Regions from separate parts of the Homo sapiens genome. Here regions 2 and 3 are each linked to region 1. Evidence: read pairs that join two places in POLR2A ChIA-PET (ENCODE). Cell type or tissue: MCF 10A. All regions are shown on one strand.

Region 1 (8,000 bases):
GAAAAATTAAGAACACTAGCCAGGCAGGTTCTACTTGATGTGAAATAGCGGGGAGAGTGAGTAGATTCTATTGGTAAAAATAACAAATATGGAGAATTAACATTTTAAAAATGAATATATAAAAAGAGATGTTTCTATGTAATATAATTAATTTCCCAAACTACTGGCAGGAAGACCCTTTCCTGAATCCCACCTGAACAAGTGTTTTTGTTGCTTGCTTTCCAAGGGTGTGTCTGCACATCGACTCTCATCACCTTCTCTGTCTGCCTCTCTCTGTTTTATCGCATGACATTTTCATTGAGCTATTGAAATTGGATGTGTCAGACACATTAAAAGCAATGGCAGCTGTGGCAAGTTAGTTGATATATTTTAAAATAAACCAAGAGGGCCATGCAGATGTCAGGGGAATAAATTGCTCTGTTTAGCAACAAGTGATTTATTTAACCACTGTAGACAGGGTCCAAAGGAATGCCAAGCTGCATACATTTTGGTTGGGAAAAGCTGAGCTATTTTCTCAGAAATCTCTCCTGTGGGATCAAAATAAGAGTGGGAGAAGTTTATGAGAAGATTAATTAAATTCTTGATTTGGGAATGACCCTGAAGAATGAGTTTTATTTCCCATGTGCTTCAAAATTGACCTCTCAGTGTTTCTGCAGGTGAGACACATTCTGGAAGCATCAGGTATTGGCAATAACCCTGACTTCATGGGCATCACTCAAACTGCAGCAGCAGCATTTCTCTCTAGCTTGTCTTTGAGGGCAAAGTGTGATGTTTCCAAGAGAGTGATAAAAAAAAAAAAGGCCCGAGGCTGGGATTTCACTCTTTCTTCCTCTCGCCATTCAACCTTGGCTAGTGACTGCTAGATACAAAGTAATCAATAAATGTGAATTGATGGGAATTTAAAGTTGCAGACGTGTGGCACAGCAGTGAAAGCACAGGCTCTGGAAACAGAAGGTCCAGATTTGCATCCTGGTTCTGTCGCTTAATCACCATGTGCCCATGAACCAGTTTCTGACCTTTCTTTGCTTCATTTTTCTCATCCATAGATGAAGATAGGAACACTACTCACCACATACAATGGATGTGAAGTTAAGTAAGTTACTGCAGTCATAGAAGAGGTACCACCTGCAATGATGACTTCACCTATCCACATCATCAGTTCTCCTGTCTATTGGTTCATTCCCCCTAGCATACATATGTTGTACTCGCCCCTTTAAAAAGAATCTGCGATCCTACATCCTCCTTCAGTTGTGACCTTATTCTCTTTCTCTCATTTACGTCAAAACTCCTGGAAAACAGAGAGTAGAAGGATGATTACCAGAGGCTGGGAAGGGTAGTTGGGGATTGGGGGAAGGTGGGGATGGTTAATAGGTATGAAAAAAATAGAAAAAAATGAATAAGACCTACTGTTTGATAGAACAATAGGGTGACTATAGCCAATGGTAACTTAATTATATATTTAAAAATAACATAGAGAATGTAATTGGATTGTTTGTAACTTAAAGGATAAATGCTTGAGGAGATGGACACCTCATTCTTCATGATGTGCTTATTTAACATTGCATGTCTGTATCAAAACATCTAATGTACCCCATAAATATATACACCTACTATGTACCTACACAAATTTTTTAACATAATTAAAAATTAAAAATACGTAAATAAATTGCTTTTTTTTTTTTTTGAGACACAGTCTGGCTCTGTCGCCTAGGCTGGAGTGTAGTGGCATGATCTCGGCTCTCTGCAACCTCCACTTCCCAGGTTCAAGCGATTCTCCTGCCTCAGCCTCCTGAGTTGCTGGCATTATAGGCACCCACCACCACACCCAGCTAATTTTTGTATTATTAGTAGAGATGGGGTTTGTTTCACCATGTTGGCCAGGCTGCTCTCGAACTCCTGACCTCATGTGATCCCCCATCTCAACCTCCCAAAGTGCTGGGGTTACAGGCATGAGCCACTGCACCTGGCCCGATAAACTGCATTTTTGAAACAATAAAAGAAACTCATGGAAAGAATTGTGCATTTGCTCTTTGATCCACTCAGGCTTTTACCTCCAGTGTTCAAATGAAACTATTCATCCAAATCACCTGTGCCCTTCATCTTGCCTAATCTAAAGGTTCATTCTTACATCTCATGAGACTCGACTTTTCAGCAGCATTGACCCATTCCTGACTCCCTTCATCATTCTTAAAACACGACTCTTTCCTGGTTTTTTTCTTACTCTACTATTTGCTCTTTCTCAGCATCCTTTGCAGGCACCTTCTTGCTGTAATGCCCCTGGATCCAGTTTCTGGAACTCTCCTATTACTTTTCTACACTCCTAAGATGGTTTCATCCAGTTTCATGCAGGATATAGAGATTTAGATACATTGCAATAACTCCCAGATCTGTGCCTCTACCTCCAACTTTCTTCTCATTTATCATATCTCCACTTACATGAATAATAGGCCTCTCACCCTTCAGACAGTTCAGTCCTCATTATTCATAAATTCCATATTTGCAAATTTTCTTATTCACTAAACTCTATTTGTGACCCCAAGATCAGTACTCATGGCACTTTCATAATCATTGCAGTCACGTGCAGGCCTATAAAAATTTTGAGTCACCCGACATGTACGTTCCAGCTGGGATGAGACAAGACATTCTACCTTCTTGTTTCAACTCTCATGATGCAAATAAGCATCCTTTTCATTATCTATTTAATGCCACTTTTTTACACTTTTGTGCTTTTTGTTAGTGACCTTGCTCTTTAAAATGGCACCCAAGTCTTCCTTTGAAATTGCTCCACTTCCTACACCTTCATTATTTCAAGCCTGGTCCCAACCATGATTGCCTTGATTATGGCAATTGCGTCCTAGCTGGTTACCCTCCTCTCATCTGTGACCGTGCCCGCTCCCAGCACACATAAGGCAGATCGTGTCCCTCCTCTGCTGAGAACCCTTCAAAGATGAGAGTCTTATCTGAAGCCACAGTGTCATCTTTGCTGATTCTCTAATATATCATGACGTGCTCTCACCTCAAGGCCTTGCATTTGCTCTTTTCTCTGTGTCACTTTTTCTGTTTTTTCTTTTCTTTTTCTTTTTTTTTAATATATATATTTTTTGAGACAGAGTCTCACTCTGTTTTGCAGGCTGGAGTGCAGTGGCATGATCTTGGCTCACTGCAACCTCCGCTTCCTGGGTTCCAGCGATTCTCCTGCCTCAGCTTCCCGAGTAGCTGGGATTACAGGCGCATGCCACTACACCCAGCTAGTTTTTGTATTTTTAGTAGAAACAGGCTTTCTCCATGTTGGCCAGGCTGATCTCCAACTCTTGACTTCAGGTGATCTGCCTGCTTTGGCCTCCCAAAATGCTGGGATTACAGGTGTGAGCCATCGCACCCAGCCTTCTTTTCTCTATTTCAAACATTTGTCCTGCAAGGATGCAAGTGGCTCACTTCCTCCCTGCCTTTTTGTCTCTGCTCAAACATCAGTTTATCAGAAAAAACTCCCCTAGTTACTCTATATAGAATTGCACTTCCTTTATTCTCTATCCTCTTACTCAGCCTTACTTTTCTTCATATTGATTATCACCCAGTATATTAAAACTCTGCTTATTGTTTACTCTCAAAAGAATGTAAACTTTTTGAGGGCAAAGACTTGATCTATTTTGTTCACTGCTGTTTTCCCAGTGCCTGAAACGTTACCAGACACAAAGTATGTGCTCAATAAAATGTATTTTGATGAGGATTCATACTTTGGTTTCTTCTGTGTGAAATGGAGATAATATGACTCTCTTTCACACTGGGACTTATCTGTTACAATGTTAGATTGTACTTCAGACTGCCTGCCAGGCCCTTGGGCCATCTTCAATAAGTCAGCTCAGGGAAGGCTGGTGTCCACTATTGACCTAAGCAAGCCAATGACAGCCTACACCTGAAGCAGAGAGCAGAAATGTTGAGATTATCGACTGCCCCTTGGCTTTGGTAAGAGGAATAAAAAATGGCTATGTTGTTTTAGAAAATATCACCTTGAAAGCTCCATGATGATGTACCAATTTGCTCTGATTGTCTCATAAAGCACCATTTTCCTTCCCCATATATTATGGAGCAGATGGCTCTCTTCTCAAAGGAAGCTGTGCCATTTTAAAACTTTTCTTCCCATGCAGGATGAGCCACTGGCTAAAATGGTGAGATCACCACCCATCCAGCCATGCTATTATAACCCAGGACACTCATGTAGGATTGAGGCCTGGAAAGTTAACTGCATGATTCCCAGGTGTTAGGGCTACTTACCAAGAATGCCTGCTTAACTTTGAAAGGAAGGTTTCCCTGGGAACATACATCCTGGTGAACAGGATCAGGTGTTGCTTAATAGATATTATGTAGATACAGAGTAAATGTCAGGCTTACATAGAGGAGTTGGCTGCTGAGGCAAATTTGTTCTTCAGCCTTGGCCAGCAACCCAGAATTTAAGGGAGGAGTCAAGGCCGGAAGCCACGTGCATTGAGGATCTAGGAAACCACCCACAGAGTCATCCTTCTTCCAGACTCAGCCTCCTCAGACAAAAAATCCCACTCTGTTCCCAGGCCGGAGAGCCTCCTGGGCTGGAATTGCTCAAGCCTCAGCTCACAGATGAGTCACTGTATTCATTTGCTCCACAGGTAGGCGTGTAGTTTGGCCCCATATGCAACAGACAGGCCAAGTTAACAGCAACTCGGGGAATTTCAAAATTGATTTTTATGGCAAAAAGAACACATGACCATTGTGATAGAAAATATTGGAACATACAGGCAAGCACCATAAATTTTAAAAAGAGCTGATAATCCCCAAACGCAGAGATTAAACATCATTAATAATTTCTTGTCTCACCTTCCAGGCTTTTGTCTATCCACCTGGGAGTACATATAGTGTAAAACAAATTGGATTATTCTAACAATGTTGTTTTACGGTCCTTCTCTATATACTATCCTACGGTGGACATTTTCCCAGGTCATTGATTATTCTGTTCTAGTGATTTTTTAATGGCCATACAACCTTCCAAAATAAAAATGTACCATAGTTTGTTGTACAATGCTTTACAGTTGAACATTTAGATAATTTTCAGTTTTTCGTTACTAAAGTTAACACTATGATGAGCATGATTGAACATACATATTTGTGTACGCCTCTGATTCCTGACTAAGAATAAATTCATTCAAATGAAATCATGCAACCAAAACATATGAGTATTTTCAAGGCTTAAAAAAGGTTTTACTTACTTATACTCCTACACTTGCGGCATGAAACAGGCCCTTTCCCAAAGGTGGCTTTTAGGTAAGGCTGCTTTGGTGGCCCAGACTAGGGTCCCCCTGCCTCTGATAGAGCTAAACTGTGCCGCAGGAAGCTGCCCCAGGGCAGCTGTGTGCAGAAGGCTGTTTTTGCCCCTTGGGGCCTTCCGGCTGCATTTTCTCATCTCTACAGCCGGGCCAGCTGAAGCATGTGGAGGTCAGGTGATGTGTGTGGGGTCATGCAGCCAGTGGTGACTCAGCCAAACCCACTCCAGCTCCTGAACCTTGCTCAGATCACAAGGCTGAGAGCACTCGCTTTCCCTGCAGCCCACAGTTTCCAAATAATTAAAAGAGGCTCCTTGTGCTTGAGTTTGTAGATATTAAGTTTTTGGAATGAGTGGTTCAGCCCCATGACCTTGTTAATTGGTGACACTAAATGCTGTATAATCCTGCCTTCCTTTTTCTTTCTGGAAACAATCAGAATAATTTGTTGAGCTTCCCTGCACTGTATAATTTGCAATGAAGCTTTGTGATGAGTCTATTCAGGTGCCCATCTGAGACTCAGATTCAAAGACATAACTGCTGAGCTGAATCAAAACAACAACTCTGGTACATCTGATTCATTATGACTCATGCATCAAACTCAAGCTGCCTATTAAGGTACTAGAACACTCTCACCAACATAAGAAAACCCCTGATGACAAAGATTGGCCAACTCTTGGGGATTATTGTCTCCTTCATCCATAATTCAGTAAGCCAAATTAAATTCAGGTGACCAATAGTTAAGTCAACCTAACAAGACTGTCTCTTCTCAGGTGGCTGGGCCAGCATGGGGGATGACTGCAGCTATTCCACAGGGAGTCTTTGCTTCCAGTGGTTTACTATCCCTGTATTACTCTCTGGAATGGAGCCTGTGAGCTCAAGGTCCTCTGTGGACATCATACTTTGTTCTGATTCTTAGCCATACACAGTGGGAGTTGAATCCCAGATGTCCTCTTATGGCCCAGCACCATTTGCACAGGGTTAAGAGAAAATGGAAGAGCATCAACCCATCCCCTCAGCTGGGAAATGACTCCTGACTCTTTTGCCAGGAGAATATATCAGTTACATCCTCTTTTGGGCATTCAGAGATGAGCCTAATATGTAAAAATTAAAGTAAACAGGCTGAAGAGACACCTACTTGTAGTATAGCTGCTGTATTATTTATCTGCATATATAAATGCACAGGCACGTAACCTAGCTGATTCTAAACTGCGTAGGTGAGTGTTTGCAGAACTAGGGGCTAGGAAGTTTTCTCAGTACCTATTTGCATGAGGCTGTGTTTCAGGAAGGCTTTTGGTTGTTAGCTGAAGGATGATGATGGAATTTAATGAGGAGTCCTTGGGACAGAGACTGAAATGGCGGGATGGCCTGGTATTTGGTTCCTATCAGGATATTGAGGGTGATTTGAGCTAGGAGGAATAAGGGATGACAGCCATGTCCTGGGCTTCGGCACTGCTCTGACACTCTGAAGGTCAGCAGAGTTGAAAGCCTTGCAGGTGAGCTGTTGGCATGGATGCCGGCGATGCTCGTGATAGGTTCTGCCAGTCATGGCAGGACTGAGGCTCCTTCAGAAGGTGTTGTGAGTAGAGGATGCTGAGGAGGGAGAGGGGGAGAAAGAGAAAGAATAAGGCAAATTCCACATGTGATTATATCTAATAGTCTGACTTATGAGTTCCTGTGGGAGAACTTAGAGGAAGTCCAGAAATACTTGGGGAGGCCTTACAGGGGTCTGCAGGGCAGGTTAGGCTAGAGCAGGAAACTCAGTTGTAAATGCTAATGCATCCATCACACCAAAGGCCCCTGTTTTTATACATCAGTCTTTTATTTCTTGGCATTTAGGTAATGGCTGGATTATTTGTTGTTGTTTTTGAGACAGGGTCTCACTCTGTTGCCCAGGATGGAGTACAGTGGCATGATCTCAGCTCACTGAAATCTTGACCTCCCAGGCTCAAGCAATTCTCGCACCTCAGCCTCCCAAGTAGCTAGGACTATAGGTGCACTACTGCCCCCAGCAAATTTTTGTATTTTCAGTAGAGATGGAGTTTCACTATGTTGCCCAGTCTGGTCTCAAACTCCTGACCTCAAGCAATCCACCGGCCTCAGCCTCCCAGAGTGTTGGGATTACAGGCAGGAGCCACCACCCAGCCAATTTCTGTTTTTTCATTATTAAAAATAACAGTGAGGAGGAGGGGGCAACATGGCCAAATAGGAACAGCTCTGGTCTGCAGCTCCCAGGTAGACCAACGCAGAGGGTGGGTGATTTCTGCATTTACAACTGAGGTACCCAGTTCATCTTGCTGGGACTGGTTAGACAGTGGGTGCAGCCCACAGAGGGCAAGCCAAAGCAGGGTGGGGCGTCGCCTCACCTGGGAAGCACAGAGGGTCAGGGAACTCCCTCCCCTAGCTAAGGGAAGCCATGAGGGACTGTGCCGTGAGGAAGTGTGCACTCTGGCCCGGATACTTCGCTTTTCCCATGGTCTTCCCAACCTGCAGACCACGAGATTCCCTCCAGTGCCTTTGCCACCAGGGCCCTAGGTTTCAAGCACAAAACTGGGTGGCCATTTGGGCAGACATCAAGCTAGCTGCAGGAGGTTTTTTTTTGTACCCCAGTGGTACTTGGAAGCCCAGTGAGACAACCATTCACTCCCCTGGAAAGAGGGCTGAAGCCAGGGAGCCAAGTGGTCTTGCTCAGTAGGTCCCACCACCACGGAG
Region 2 (8,000 bases), 210 kb after region 1:
AATTTGTAGAATCTGTGACCTTTTTTATTTCCTTTAACTTCCAGATAGATTCTCAGCTTTTTTATTTCCTTTAACTTCCAGATTCTCAGCGATGCTTCTTATGCAAATGCCTTCAAGATTACTTATGCAAATGCCTTCAAATACGTTATATATTTTGCCATCATTTTATTACATAAAAATAAAAGCAACTTGCTAATGGTTTTAGCCCACAACTAACCACAAAATAAACAAATTTGCATGTCAGGAATAAGTTATTTGATTAGATGAACACCTCTCTCTAGTTGCTAAGAATAGGGGAGGGAGGGCCACTAGTGAAACTGACTCAGCATTTTGATTTAAGGATGACTCTGGCTCCTGCTTCTAGTATGTAACCTCCCCTGCCTCTGGGTATTGGACTTCTTGGGCAGCCGGCAGAATGCAAAAGTATTCTGGGGAACTGGCAGGATGGGTGTGTAGGTCCAGATGCTGCCTCTGAATTTAGACACACCCATGGTGAGAGGTTTCAGACTCCTCATCGATTACAGCATATTCCTTTTCTTCTTGAGTTTATGGATTCAATAAATGGTGTGGGGATTCAGATATTTGTTTTGCTTGCTGTATGTGAGGTGCCATGGTAAGTGCTAGAGAATCAAAGATTAACCTCTGAAGATCTCAGAGTCTAGTGTGGGTGATAGACCTATACTAAAATAAATTACATTGCAACACAGTAAGTGTTATCCAGGGATGGATACACTGCTGTGGTGGGGGTGGGAGCTACTAATTACATCCAAGTGAGGAGGCCTAGGTGAGAAGTAGCTGGGTTTTACAGAAGGAACGGCAGCACAATAAGGGCATGAGGCCATCTCCAAAGAGAAGGTTCTGGCCGACCCTGCTCCCGTGCTAAGCTGCACTACACTTTATTTACGTTTTTATAGTAAAATTTTCTTTATTTAGAGATGACATTATCAGGTACATAAATCATAGGGAATCAATCTACCAAAAAAAAATCCTACTAGAACAAATACAAGAATTTAGAAAAGCTACAGAAGAAAACATCAATAAACAAATATACATTGTATTTTTATACACTAGCAATGAACAACTGGAAATTAAACTTTAAAAAGTGCCATTTACAATAAGCTGCAGTACAGTTTAATTGGCTATATTTGACTTGAGGTCTAAGCAAGGATTTCCTAACTTGCCAGTCTCTTTAGAGCGTGACTGCTATGCTGGCTCTCACCAAAATCGCCTCCTGAGGATTTGAACCATGGGCTGGGACTAGGGAGTCACGATATTTCCTGCTGCGAAGTGAGATATGATAGTATTCAGAGCATGATCATATCTCATGTGGTAGGGGAACGAAAGCAGTACCTCATGAGCAGCTCTTTGTCTCACCTCCTCCATCTATCTGTTTTACAAAAGAAACTAATGGTGACTTCTTTCCCTTCGAGTAAGGGAGTGAGAGAGACTGAGCAGTTCTAGAGGGAAACATGGCATCCTAAGGCCTGATTTTCAAAAACCTTTGGGAGGAAGCTGAGGCAAAGAACTAGTCCAAGGTCATAGAGCTCAGTAAGAGAACCAGGATTTTTGGTTCTGAGTCTAGTGCTCTTTATACTTTTATGCCATAGTTTTAGTAATGGGGAGGGACAGGCTAAGGTTTTCTCATGGAATGAGTTGAGCTAGCCCATGTGCGATCCTCAAAGGCAGAGTATACTTGCTGGTGGAGAAGGAAAGATTATCACCATAATAATCTTGCTAAATTATGGCATAGAGCATGCAATAATTTTGAGAGAGATGAAATTCTAGGGAAATAATTTTCAAAGTCTCCTACAAATAACCATACTATTCCATCATCCACTCACTTTGGAGACATCCAGAAATGTGCCTTTCCTAGTTTGGAAGTCTCCACATAACGGTGGGCTTTCTGCCCCTCTATACCTGTGTGGTCCTGGTTGTGCCCTAGAGGTTCTCTATAACAGAAGGGATCTAGGACCAAAATAACCTATGAAGCTGGTCAGAGAGAACCTCTAGAATCCAGCAAGCTGGAGAGAGGGCCATGTGCTACAGTTTTTATATAGAGTATTTTTAGGGCACTGTGAACTTTAGCTAAGGTTTCAATTTTGGAGCCTTTTCCATATGGGTGTGCACACAGAATATTATGTGCTGCACAACAGAGATATTGAGTATCTGCCAGATAGTTTAATACATGTTGCTTCCATATGCGGCCTTGCGGCTTCCTCACTGTGATTCGAAAATTAGCTGTAACAGGGGGACTTCAGTCTGACCCAACTCCTGGCGACCTGTAACTCAGAGCAACCAGAAAAACCCTTATAGTATTATAAAGACACAGGATTCTAAGACACCTTAAGCAGGACTTAGTTTTCAAATACATATTATCTTGAACAAGGCTTATCTATCTGCCTAGCCATATCGTGGTTGTGTAAACCGCGTATGACCAGAGAGGCACCTGACTGCAGGCACCCCCGAAGGCCTCTGCAGACCCAAGTGGGCGCGATAATGGATCGATTTCTGAACTGTGCCTGCTAAGATCCTCATTTTAAAACTAGTAAACCAACCCTTGCTCCTTGAATCACCGTTTGAGCGCTGCATGGGGGGTTGGAGGGAAAGGAGGGGGGAATAATGTCATCAGCCTTGAGCTCTTCAAGGGGCTCTAGGATTGGAGAGAGAGGAAAAGCATTCTTAGGTTGCCTAGCGATAAAGCTGCAGATGATATCATTCTCCCCGAGGCCGGCCTCCCCGCCTGGTTTTCCTTCCTCCCTTCCCTGCTCCAGTCTCCCACGCCTGGGTTCAAAGTACAGCCGCGCGGGGTTAGGGAACCGGGGCCGGACGCGGCGCTGTCACGTGTGCCCGCACATGTCTGGGCGCACGCTGAGCAGCACGTGAGAGGGGGCCGGGGAGGGGCGGGGCCTGCTCGCCGTCCTACGCGCGTGCGCGTCCACAGTTCTCCAGACGCTGGCCCCGGGGCGCTGGCGGGCGGCGGGATGGGGGACCGTGGGGCCGAGGGCGGAGCCGAGGCGGCCGGGCCCGGGCGCGCTCTCCCGACAGCTGCACCACACCCTTCCCGGCTGCGTCTCCGCGGGCCAGCCCTGGGTAGTCATCCCTCCCGAATTAAAGCTGGCTCTGACTCGGGACTCCTCAAACCATTCTGACACAGCAGTTTCCGAGCGGCCCTCCTGGGCGCGGGTTACGCGAAGGTCGACACCCGCCTCAGAAGGGCCTTGGGGCGGGAACTCCGGTCTAGAGCGGGCCGCGGCCGGGCGGGACCTCAGCAGGTCCAGGCCCCGGGCCAGGACTTGCGGGGAAAACCCCAGGTGGTGGGTGGGGGTGGGGAGAAAGTGCCAGAGGAGAGTTCTGGGCAAACGAGGTGTCGCAGTACCGGCTGTCTGAGGCATTACATCTTTTCACTGGGCTCACGTGGAGTTTTGCAAATTGAATTCCCACTAATTAAGTACTAGGCGATTTGTTTAATTGTGATGAAATACACTGGGACTTTCCGTTCAAGGTGTAAAGTAAGAGAAGTGATTTTATGGCACGAACGGATTTTGCATGGTGCAGTAAAATGAAGGAAACTAATGTAGCCAGGGGCCGGGGGATGGATTTGTTGTTTTTTTTTTGTTTGTTTGTTTGGTTGGGTTTTTTTTGGTAAATTACCATCTAGTTATTTACAAACCCCTTTTGGGCAAATTGGTCATCTAACACTTTCACTCTTGGAAGTGACCACGTTGATTTTGTAACACTTTCTGAAACATGCCTGTTTATAAACAGCCTAAAATGAACAATTACTTTGGAGTAATTTGGAGTTCATGGTGTCTTTTAGATAACTGAGTATACCCAAGGGTGTTGCAAAAGTAGAGAAGTACCACTACCCTCTGCAAATATGGCTTTGGTCATGTGATGGAAAAAGATCTCAGACGTTGCCAGAAATATCTGGACAGGTCAGGTGCCAGTATTTGCTAAGACATTACAGAATGGTTGTAATCTCTCCAGTCTAAATGGCACAGTGAGTGCCACCCTGGAGACAGGCTGCTGGAAGCTAACAGACATTAACAAAGCACAAGGCATCCTTTGTTTGTTGTTTGTCTGTTAATGATATGTATGCATAATGTCCTATAGGTTGAGTTTCAATTGCACTTCCTCCCCGCGGCCCCCCACCACGTTAGACCGTTTGCACGAGACAGTTTAGTCATTAATATTCTGAAAGGTTGAAAAAGCAAAGATAAACTTCAAACATTCACTCAAATATATATTGAGCTTCTATATGTGCCAGGCGTTGGAGATACAGCAGCGATCATACAGGCAAGTTCATCACCGCTCGTGATGTTTACGACTCCTAGCAAAGTCTCAAAGCTTCCCAGGCATTTGCCAACACAATGATTATTTACGACAATTAGTCATCCTCTCCCTCAGCATGAAATTTTTTCAGTTGGCCCTTAGGAAGAATGTCAGGTGAAAGGGCTGGATCTCTAATCCTATCAATTCCTACTCACGGTCTCCTCTTTCTTCTCCCCTTTCCTCACTCCTTTCATACTAGCCTCCCTGCTGGTCTTCCAGCAGGACAGGCTTGATTCTTTACCAGAATGTTTGCATTTTTTCCTTCTTCTGCCTGCAAGACTGGGTCCCCAGATATCTGGAAAGCCAATTCCGTCACCTTTTCTCTCCATGTTTTGTAAGTCTCTTTTCAAATACCGTTCTTTAGAAAGGCCTTCCCCGAGCAACCCATAGGCAATGTATAAAATGCTTCCTCCCCACCAACATCATCCTTTATTTTTACTGTTTTGTTTTTCTAAATAGCAGGTATCACCTGTCATTACAACGATGTACTGTGTGTGTATACACACTCATAATCTGTTTATTGCTTGTCCACCTCACTAGGATAAGCAGGGACTTAGTTTGGTTCGTTGCTTTGTGCAATGCAAGAATGGTGTCTGGCAATAAATAAGTAAATAAACATGGCCTTTTGTAAATAAATATGTATGACTCTCAATAAATATTTTCTGGATGAATGAACATTTCTAGCAACTAGTTCAGTTTGATCGCCTCCAAAGATAACAGCGCACAACTTTTCAAAGCATCACATTGCGTGTTACGAACCCATGTCCTCCACTCTTACTGAACACCTATGTCCCAGGCACTGTGTGATCCAAAGAATAAACTACATAGAGAAGTCAGCAAGTGGTAAGGAGGCAAAGGCAGTGAACATCTTATACCTGCAAGTGGGAAAAGATTCAGCCTGATTCGGAAGCTTATTGGAAACAGTGATGAAGCATTAATGGAGTTCCCTTAACAATAGAGTTAATTCAATTTCACCTTAGTCCAAATGATTGCAAGTTACCATGTCTAAAAAATTGCTCATCTAGAGAAGTTCCTTCTGTAAAATTGAAAATTAAAGGAGATTTTGATCATTTGATCCCTTTAGTCAGCAAGAATAGCTGTAATAGCCCTGTAGAGGAAGAAATGAGTTTCAAAACTTGCAAGGTAGGTTGTATCTCACCTCTTAGATGGCCCCAACCCCTGTGTGGAAACAGACCCTCAGAATGTGACCCATGATGGAATGTACAACACATGAGACTAAGGCTTGACAGTCTCAGCTGCTTCAGCTCTAGGCTGGCTCTACCAGGTGTGGTCATCTTTGTCCCTTAATCAATGAGCTTCTTCAAAGCAAGGCTCAGTATTTATTTGTGTAATCTCAGCACCTAGCACAATGCCTGGCACACAGTAAGTACTCAATAAATGACTATTGAAATCCAAACCCGCCTTTCCATTCCCACAGTGACTATTCAAACCCTTATCAACTCTCACCTGGACTGTTGCAAGAGCCTACTTAACGGCCTTTGTCCAATCTCCCTTTCCCCAAGCATTGAACACACAGCCAGCACAATTAACTTTGTTTCTTTTTTTTTCCCCCAAGATGGAGTCTTGCTCAGTCCCACAGAGCTGGAGTGCAGTGGCACGATCTCGGCTCACTGCAACCTCCGCCTCCCGGGTTCAAGGGTTCAAGCAATTCCTCCTGCCTCAGCCTCCCGAGTAGCTGGGATTACAGGCGCTGCCACCATGCCCAGCTAATTTTTGTATTTTTAGTAGAGACAGGGTTTCACCATGTTGGGCAGACTGGTCTCGAACTTCTGACCTTGTGGTCCATTCGCCTTGGCCTCCCAAAGTGCTGGGATTACAGACGTGAGCCACCGCGCCCAGTCAATTAACTTTCTAAACACAGAAGGTATACTAAAGCATAGTATACTTCATACAGTCATGAAGAATGTGTGAAGGCTTAAACCTTCCCTTCTGGTTTCACTCTCTTCCATTTCCTTCCTTGTCCTGTTTTCCCCCACCGAAAGATGAGCATCTAATGGCCTAGTTGCACGGAACTACTGCAAGTTCCCTGAATATGCTTTGCACTCTCAAATGTTTGTCTTTAGGTAGATTAACTTACATTTGGATACCTCCTACTCATCCTTCAAAACTCAGCTCAAATTGCACCTCCTCTGTGAAAACTTCCATAACTATTTTAGTCAAAACTTAACCTCACCCACTTCTTTACTCTTAGCCCTTTCTTTAAATCTCCATTTTGATGTTTAACATCTTATTCCACAAACGTGCATGTACAAGAAGTGATGGATATTCTTATTTTCTCTCATTAAGTCTGACTTCACGCTACTTCCCCAAGGGCTGTTGGAAAATGATCTCAGTCATTGTGGACTCTCCTGTCCCCCTCCCCTCCCCAAACTCTCTAGGATTTTCACAAGGACTCGGGATTTCAGGAACCAGGGGAAGGACCCCTTCTTTCTCAGACTGCCCTAGATAATTGTCAGTGTCAGAGCCTGCTGTTTGGTATCCTTGCCTTCTCTGTCACTTTCTAGGTAGGAGTCTTTGCTGATGCTGGAAGTCCTAGGCCTTTGGGGCATTGTGTCCCTATTCCCCTCCTGGGCTTTGCCACGCCCAAGGAGCTGCACACCTGTGCCCCACTGCTTATTGCTTCTGCCTCCACTCCTTCCCCCTAACATAATTTCCAGCTTTATTTAGAGAGGGCTGCAGAGACCAGGCAGCTAACCTGAATGAATGGTATTGGCAGAGAAAATGGTAGGGACCAGAGTGAACTGGAGGTTGCGCCTCCTTTAAAAGGGACAGACATTACTCAGCTCCAAGCAATTGCAGCCTGGTGAAAACGTAGGCCCAGTATTGCGAGATCATCCAATTTTTCCAGGAAAAGCTGAAATCTAGATTTTATGTGAAATCTACTTTCAAAATGTTGGCAATTATTTTTGAAAACTTCAAAACACTATTCATTACAAATGAAATCTATCTGTTAAAGTATTATTCAATCTGGAGAAGGCTGCTTTGAGACCTCTGCTATAAAAAAGAAAAAAATAAAGGGCCTGGTAGGAGGTTTGCTTCAAAACTCCCCTGATGTAACTAGCCCCAGAGCCATTCTTGAAAATGGTTGAGGGGGGAAATGCAAGGAGAACAGACAGAGAGTAACGTCTCAGTAAATCATCCTGTCACATTGAGACTCTTCACATTGTATTGTAATTAATTGTGTATGTCTCCAGCACCTGGACGCCCTAACAGTCCTGTCAGGCAGATTGGCACCACCTCCAGCCTTCGCTTGGCCTGCACTGCTGTCTGTCAGACTGTTTACTTGTTCTTAGCTCCTTCTCGAATTTCCTTATGACCCTCCCAGACCTCTCTCTCCCACTTACCCAAGACCTCGGCTTATTTCCAGACTCCTCTCTCTCAGGAAAACCCCTATTTCACCAAGAAAATTCTGCCAATGGTCATGCTTTCCCCAGCTTTCAGCCCTCCCTGCTTTCCTCCTCCCGTGTCCTCACTTTCCTTCCAGCTGCAGAGGAAATGTGACCCTCCTCCTGCTCAAAGCCAAGGCTTCCACTTGTGCCGTTGGTGATGCATTGAAACTACCTGTTAAAACTTCCCTATCCGCCGCATGTAACAAGTCTGGACCTCTGTTAAGAGAGATCTGTTGTTCATTCATCATCGCATTCCTG
Region 3 (8,000 bases), 93 kb after region 1:
CTCAGCTACTCCATGTGCTACTTTCTCTCGCAACTTTGAGCAAGAATGTTAGATCTTTTGCTGGGGGCCTTCGGAAGCCGTGAGGGAGCATATCCTGACACCCACATAGAAGACCTGGTACCTATGTTTCCACATCACAAAGCAGGCCAACAAGCACACAAGGCCGCAGACCAAATTAAGAATCATCTGGATGAGTAAGAACAGTTTGAAAGTGCCAGTGACGCTGGTACAGTCCGTCACATCCCGGTAAACAAAGGTCCTGCTGAGCGGCTCCGAGGAGGGCAGTTTGCACTGGCAAGAGTCGAGTGTGGTCTCACAGGTAAACTGTGTGAGCTGCGAATAGTGGTGGGCGGCAAAGGCCACGGCCAGCACACAGACCGTCAGGCCCAGGGCACTCAGCAGAAAGTATAACAGCTGCAAGAAAGCAGAAGAAAACCTTTCTGGTTACAAAGAACATTGGATGATGATTTGCAAAGCGAATTCATCAAAACTGTTCTTTTTCTTCCCTCCCAGAAATTTTCTGATGGAAAGGCTGTCTCTTCTTAGAAACACAACACCCAAGACATGGAAATAGCTCCATGTTTATTTATTAGTGGGTAGTTCTTAAACCCTGATCACATTTTCACTTGCCATCCAGATGTTGGGCCCTTTTCAAGAGTTGTGACAACCATATTAGCTGGACTGTGGAATGTTTTTGTCTAGATATTGCCAGCAGTTTAGATGAATCCCAAACAAGCTAGCCATCCCTGGATGACATGTTGTGCTTATTTTGAACTCAAGAACTTCTGATATTAAGACTGAAACAAGACTAGGAAGTAAAGAACAGGTTTTTGTAATGCAAACACTGTGTGGGCCAAAATTAGCAATGATGGGTCAACTAATAGCATAAGTTAATTTTTTTAAAAGACTACATTCAATGTAGTGATTGCCAAACTGTATCCATAAACATGAGAATCCCCAGTAGGAGGTTGCTGGGAGAAAATAAATTATGGCTCCAGAAGTCAAGTGACTCAACGTCAGCTTCATCGCCTGTGAAACTTACCCCAAGCCCAACAACGACCATGTGATTCCTGAGCCTGAAAAAACTCTAAATGGTTCCTCAGTCACCAAGGTTTTGAACACTGTTGGCCTCCAGATTAGCTTTGGGATTGAAAAAGTCTGGTTAAAGTTCTCGCTCTGCTGCTACAGGGCTGTGGGAACTCTGAACAATTTAGGGATTTAGCTTACACCTAAAATATTCTGAGCAAAACTTGTGGGTGTTCACTGACATGGCCACAATAAAATCTATGGAACAAGAAATATTTTTGTGATTGAACTCACCTACTAGAAATGTTAATCTTAATGGTCCACCTGCTGAGACTCTAGGTAAGGCTCAGAGTCCCCAGCTTTTGAGACTAGTACACATAGTTCTTAGTGCAAGAATTACATTACCACAGTCAAAAGTTGCTCTCTACAGAGAACAATTCTGGTAAATGGACACTTCACAAAGTAATATTAGTTCCAGTCATTTCCAGGTTCAGAGGAAAGTAGCTCTGAGAAGATGATGCCCTTCCCCCACCTTCCCTTATATATAATTCAAAATTAAAACATATATGTGACACTACAAAATATGTGTACAAAAGTCCTCCAAATGAGTGTGTTCCACACAGTGATGATTTCAAGTGTTTTCAAGTCTTAAATTTGGAATGCTGTATTTACATTTTTACTTTTTCTTTTTCTTGAGTGGTATGTGTGCATGTATGTGTGGGTGTGGGTGTACATACTGGTTGCTGGTGCCCTAAGCTTATCTCTGGTTTGCCTGTAAGGGAATCCATCAGGGATTACATACAGCTTGACTGTCTATCTAAGGTCACTGGAAGAGCGTAGAATTAGTTAAAGCCATTTTTTTCTTAATACATCTTAATTAGTATCATGGATTCTTTAGATCTTTTCATCAAAGAGATCTTAAACACACATTCTTTTTCCTCTTCAAATCATTTAAAGGATTGTCAGATGTAACCTAAGTATCTTCATCTGTGAAACAGTTTATAGAAACATCTTATATCTCAGGGACATAACAATGATTATACTCAATATTAGTGTTCCTTGGAGGAAGGGAACCAGATATATACAAAGTGGTACCATCATAAAAAAAATTTTTTTTAAGAGATGGAGTCTTGCTATGTGGCCCAGGCTGGTCTCAAACTCCAAGCCTCAAGTGATCCTCCCACCTCAGCCTCCCAAAGTATTGAGATTAGAGCCGTGAACCACTTCGTCTGGCCCTCAATATTTTCAGTGACTACATTTTATGCAAAAATTGGAGTTTTTAGCCTAAAAATATGGATTTATTTTGTAGAACCAATGGGGAAGAATATTTGAACAATTCTGGGTTGTTCTGAAATATTCAGGCTTGATTACTGACTTCAAACTCTTGGTGCCAAGAGCCAAATTAAACTGTCTTGACCATGTTCTGTGTGTGTGTGTGTGTGTGTACCCATCGTAGCTGTATTCCCAGTACAGCCAGCAGAGAACTGGGAACAGTTTGCTCTGGGAACAATGGTATATCTATGATTTTAACCAGGGAAGGCCCAGGTTAAAGTGATCATTTCCCACCTGGTAGTCATCTGCTTAGTAGAATGGCCCCAAATGGAGTTTTCTCTACCTGTTTTATCACCAACAATGGATGGAAGTTGGGGGCGGGGGTCTTGTGATAACCTTCCTACCTCTAACATACATACATCCTTAAATAGCAATTTCTTTTTTTTTTTTTTTGAGACAGAGTGCAGTGGCTTGATCTCAGCTCACTGCAACTTCTGCCTCCTGGGTTGAAGCGATTCTCATGCCTCAGCCTCCTGAGTAACTGGGACTACAGGTGTGTGCCACCACACCCAGCTAATTTTTGTATTTTTTTTGATAGAGACAGGGTTTCACCATTTTGCCCAGGCTGGTCTTGAACTCCTGACCTCAAGTGATCCTCCTGACTCAGCCTCCCAAAGTGCTGAGATTACAGGCATGAGCCACCGCACCAAGCTCCTTAGATAGCAATTTTCTGTAACATTTGTTGGGCAATATCTTGAAGCAATGACAATAATCCCTCATTCTCAATCTGCAAATAATTCAAATAGTTGAAAAAGATTTTACTCATTCATGATAGTCACAAAAATCCATTTGCTGAAAATGGGAATTTTGTCTATTTTTAAAAGATGACTTTTTGGCTCAGAGATTAAAAGATGTGCCCAAGACCATTTAACAAGTGCGCAGCAGTACTGGCTGATGATTAACAGCGTGAACCAGGGAGTCAGGTTCTCCCCTCACTAGCCATGGTCCCTGGGCAAATTCATCAATCCCTGTGCACCTGTACTTCTTCATCTGTAAACTTGGCATGATGATCATAATAGCACCTACTTCACAGGATAATTACAAGGATCAAAAGAGTTGATGTCTGTAAAGAACTTAGAACAGCGTCTGGTATACAGGAGCCTATTTAAGTATTTGTGAAATAATAAGCAAATTAGTAGGGATGGAAAGAGCTGCCAGTTCTGAGGACTGAGGATATTAATTCGACTGCTTTTGTCTTATTTTGTCATGTGGGAGTAACAATGCATTCTTGGCTTGTAGGAAGGATGTAAACATTTACACAAACACAGTGGTTGCTCAATTTTAATTAAACCGTTTATGCTAGAACCCAAAGAGAACATAAAGAAAAACCATGCCCCTTAGCTTCTCTGAGTATGAATAAATTTATATCGTGCGTATCTATCTCACACTTTAGTGACTCGGCTTCTCCCACTCCGGAAAGCATCAGGCCAAGTAAACTAGAGAAAGCCACGGAATCAAGTTTCTTATCCATTTTAAGACATAAATATATACTCGATCCCCCCTAAAGCCTGCAGGCTTTATCTGCAGCGCTGTGGCATTTTTCCTTCATGGCTTTTAACTCATCTGACAGCAACAAGCTTCTGGGTTAGAATCTGTAATTTAAAATCAAGTGGCTTGTTTTACCTACATGGCACGAATACACTATAAGGAAGAGTGTTTACGATGACCTTGAGAATCCGAGCAAATATATCTTGATAAAAGCCCGGCGCGGGAGGCATCTGTCTTGCGGGTGTCAGCCCATCAGCCCGGCGCTGCGCAGCGGGCGGAGGCGCGGTGGCCCCGGGCGCTTATGTAACAGCAGCGCCCGGGCGCGTCTCCGCTCGCTCGCTGCCTTTAATTGGTACCCGGCCTGCAGCTTTCACGTTCGGTGACCTCGGGAGGAGGGTGTTTCTGCTCCAATTTAATTACCTTCCCCGGTGGCCTGAACGGGAAGGGCCCTTCTGCAGCGCACTGCTCGGGAGGAGGCTGCCGCAAGCAGCCCAGGGGCCTCCTGGATGTGGGCAGGAGGGAACGTGCCCTGGAATGTTTCCGCAGGCACATGCCCCCGACACGTTTCCGAACCTCCAGGGGAGCCCTGAGAAAGTCAGGCCACTAGGAAAGGCAGGAAGCGCGACCTGCAGCCGATGCCCAGCCAAGCCCAGAGGCAGAGAGGCAAAGCCCAGGGAGGAAAAAGGAACGCGCTGGTGGCATCGAGGGCCTGCGAAGGGACCCTACCCCCAATCCCCGAACCCCCAGAGGGCTGTCCCAGCTTGAGAAAAAAAAAAGAGCCCGTGGCTATTTTCTCTAAGCGAAAGGGAGGGTGCGTGTGTGTGCACGTGTGGACTACAATGAGACTGTCATCATGGCCCGTTTGCTTGTCCTGGCTATCTGGGCATTCAACAGGAGGAAATAAATCCTCTAACAAAGCTTAGGCCAGGGTCCCGAGATGGGGGCACCAAAATGCGGCTATGCTGATGAGAAACGCCCTATGAAGATGCATGTTATGCCTTCGCCCCCCCAGTAGTGTGAGAAGCATAAGGGAAGTCAGCTGTCCCCTGTTGTGTCATTGGAAAATCTGGAGATGGGCTGAAGCTCACTTTCAACCTGAAGATAATGTAGCATGCAACCTTAGAGAGCTAGCAGCAAGCATCAAGAAAGGTCACGTTCAGGAGAAGAGGAAAGTGCCTCAGTATTTGCCAATGCCTGTCACGGGTGGAAAAAAAGAGGTAGCTAATGAGATCTTCCTAGTGGGGAATCCTCAACCTGGCTGACATTGGCAGTGACTTTTTTTTTTTTCTATTTTTTTTCTCTTACTCCCTATTTTAACTAAGGTGCAGATGCTGAGATGGCATTGGGGTCTCTCTTAAGCTGATGCTTTTGACTCTGCTGTTTTCTGGGATCATCTGGGGGGAAAATGAGGGTATTTCACATAAACTAATAAAAACCTAGTTTGGGGTGTTCTTCAGCTACTGGATGAAGTTCTTGTAATTTAACAGGCCATTTCTTACTAAGCTTTCTGGCTTTTTTTTTTTTTTTTTTTTTAATCACCAAGCCTTGCTGTTTAGTCAAACCTCTCCAAACAAATAGTAAACATAGACTGATGTCTACTCTATCTGGCCTTCTTTCAAGGAAAGTCCTCAGACAGAAAAGTATAATTTCCAAATGAAGGCATATCCACCAAAATTCTAACTTCATCATTTAAAAAAGTAGTATCTATTAACTGTTTACTTAGAAAAGTTATAACTATTGGAGAACATTTCAAAATTAGAGAAAAACTGCAAAATGCAAATATAATCCCACCACTCATAGATAATTGTATTTTCTATGCTCATTAAGAGCTTTTATTTTTTCTGTAGGATAATATCATACATTTTGTGTAACCAGCTTTTTAAAATTAGTTATTATAATGTAAATGTTTGTATCTATTAATTACTTTTTATAGCATGATTTTAAAAGATATCATCCCTTTGCTTTTTTATGTCAACAGCTTCAATTATACTGGAATCTTCCAACACACCTTATTTTTTTCACCTTAGTAACTTTCAAATAATGTCATTCACTTACTTTTATGTCTGATGTTTTCTCATTGTAGTGAACAAAAAAATCCAGTTTTTATATGTTTTCTTGTAGAAGAAAAAACAATGTTAGTGGACCAAATTAAAAAAAAAAAGATTAAAGATAGCTTTGTATTATTTGCTATAGTAGTTGAGAGAAAATGAAGGAATTTGCTTTCTACTAGCTCTGATTGCTAAGTTCTATGTCTATGTCCTTATACTCTGAAAGGTAGTGTCTTTGCTTCCCTTTGGAGTAGATTCTGTTGTGCAGTGAAAATGCTGTGTACTTGAATTGGCTCCAGCCAAATGCACTGTCCCTAACAGAAAAAAGATACACACAAATGAAAGACACACACGCTTGCCAAACCACGCATATCCCATCACCCGTCCCCCACTTTGCCCTGAGAGTCTTGGCACAGAGCATTTGGATGCGCCCAATGTACTTTTTCTGTCTCAGTGATCCCACCTACAAGAGGAAATACACTTAGACTGCTTCATTATTAAAATATCCCAAATAACCCCCGAGATATGGAAGTGGGCACTGAAAGAGATACCTTTTTTCTGGCCAAGTGTTTTGTTGAACTGATGAATTTTCAATATTCCTTTTAAGGGCACTGAAGGACAGACTTCATATCCTCCAGGCCAACCCAGTTCATGGAAATTAAGACTTAAAAAAAAAATCAGCATTACCTTTGAGGTCTGGATCAATGCCCTCTTAAAACATTTTTTGGCCTGCCTAAAAATGCAATTTCTAGACTAATCAGATATGCAACCCCTTAAGAAGGCACTCCTTTATTTTGTACTTGGATTTCTTTCTATGTGATGATAAAAGAGAAAGAACAATCACAACTTACTTTCATAGAAAATTGAATACATGTCCGTTCGTCAACCTGATATGAGACACAAAGCATAAACAAGCCAAGATAGGCCACTAAGCAGACCTGCAAGGGAGAACACAGAAGAAAGGATGTTATCAGGGTACGTTGTGCGTTCAAATGACATCAGTCTCAGTATCTTCCTGCAGTCACATCCATGTTATAAAGCTGTCCGTTTCTTTTACTTATCTTTATGTACTGTGTTTTTCTTTCAACTGGTGGAAAACCACTTTAAAATTAGTAAAAATCAATTGATTTCCACTTAGCCAGCATTTACTAAGTTCTTTTGATATGCCAGGTGCTATACAAGATCCTTCAGAGTATATGACGATGAATAAAGTTTACTCAGTGTTCATCAGTTTACAATCCGGTGAAAGCCAAAATGAATGCACACCAAATTCTAAGGCAGGACATTTCATGTTAAATATTATTCAAAGAAGTACAAAAAGAGGAAGAAATTACATTGAGTTGGGCGATATAAAAGGCTTCCATTACGACACGGATTTGAAATGGTCCTTGAAAGAAATGAAACATGATTACTAACATTAGCTGAATATTTACTACATGCTAGAGCTCTTCTAAGGGCTTTATATTGTATTCCTCCTGTAATTGTTTTATATTGTATTCCCTCCTATAATTGCTACAAAATCCTATAAGGTAGGTGATATTATGATTCTCATATTGTAAGTAAGAAAGAAAAGGCACAAAGCCTTTTCTTTGGAACCCGGATTCAAATCAGGTAGCTTGGGATAAAGCAGCACCATAAGCAATAGCACAGAGGAAGGGCTGCACAAAGAATGTGCTGAAAGAACAGCAAATGCACACCCATAGTTTAAAACAATGACATATAAGCGGGTGCGGTGCCTCATGCCTGTCATCCCAACACTTCGGGAGGCCGAGGCGGGTGGATCACCTGAGGTCAGGAGTTTGAGACCAGCCTGGCCAACATGGTGAAACCCGTCTTTACTGAAAATACAAAAATTAGCCAGGCGTGGTGGTGCACACCTGTAATCCCAGGTACTCGGGAGGCTGAGGCAGGAGAATCGCTTGAATCTGGGAGGCAGAGGTTGCAGTGAGCTGAGATTGTGCCATTGCACTCCAGTCTGGGTAACAAGAGCGAAACTCCATCTCAAAAAAACAAAAAACATATAGAGCAAAAAGGGTAGGATGAATATCTGGGGATACGGGATGGATTTAGTAAGTAGCGGTACTCCCTTGAAAATTTCTGAGCAGG

Evidence for each region. ChIA-PET counts read pairs that join two places held together with the same protein. Peaks named below come from ENCODE experiments on the same cell type or tissue, not always from the same donor. Only the 100,000 strongest peaks of a DNase experiment are listed, where the experiment ranks them.
Region 2: POLR2A ChIA-PET joins it to region 1 with 16 read pairs; 4 of 35 experiments call an interaction of 5 or more read pairs at or near these places.
Region 3: POLR2A ChIA-PET joins it to region 1 with 10 read pairs; 2 of 35 experiments call an interaction of 5 or more read pairs at or near these places.

What each region holds. Positions count from the first base shown.
Region 1 is chr12:26,316,242-26,324,241 of GRCh38, reverse strand. It overlaps ITPR2-AS2 (ITPR2 antisense RNA 2), which reads right to left and starts at 5,318. Exons shown (of 6, transcript NR_199072.1): 1 at 5,238-5,318. It overlaps LOC107984482 (a long non-coding RNA gene), which reads left to right. Exons shown (of 3, transcript XR_001749054.2): 3 at 1,047-1,322. RefSeq lists an enhancer at 5,576-5,625. In MCF 10A, no CTCF peak of the experiment used is centred here; DNase peaks (open chromatin) are centred at 4,531, 5,461 and 5,891.
Region 2 is chr12:26,109,386-26,117,385 of GRCh38, reverse strand. No RefSeq gene overlaps it. Among named protein-coding and RNA genes, the nearest start is that of BHLHE41, 12 kb to the left of the region's middle. RefSeq lists a silencer at 2,877-3,226. In MCF 10A, no CTCF peak of the experiment used is centred here; DNase peaks (open chromatin) are centred at 2,955 and 3,065.
Region 3 is chr12:26,223,125-26,231,124 of GRCh38, reverse strand. It overlaps SSPN (sarcospan), which reads right to left. Exons shown (of 3, transcript NM_005086.5): 2 at 6,746-6,832; 3 at 1-414. The coding sequence ends at 49. The region is part of intron 1 of SSPN-AS1 (SSPN antisense RNA 1); the gene reads left to right. Among named protein-coding and RNA genes, the nearest start is that of SSPN, 32 kb to the right of the region's middle. RefSeq lists an enhancer at 4,242-4,877. In MCF 10A, no CTCF peak of the experiment used is centred here; no DNase peak of the experiment used is centred here.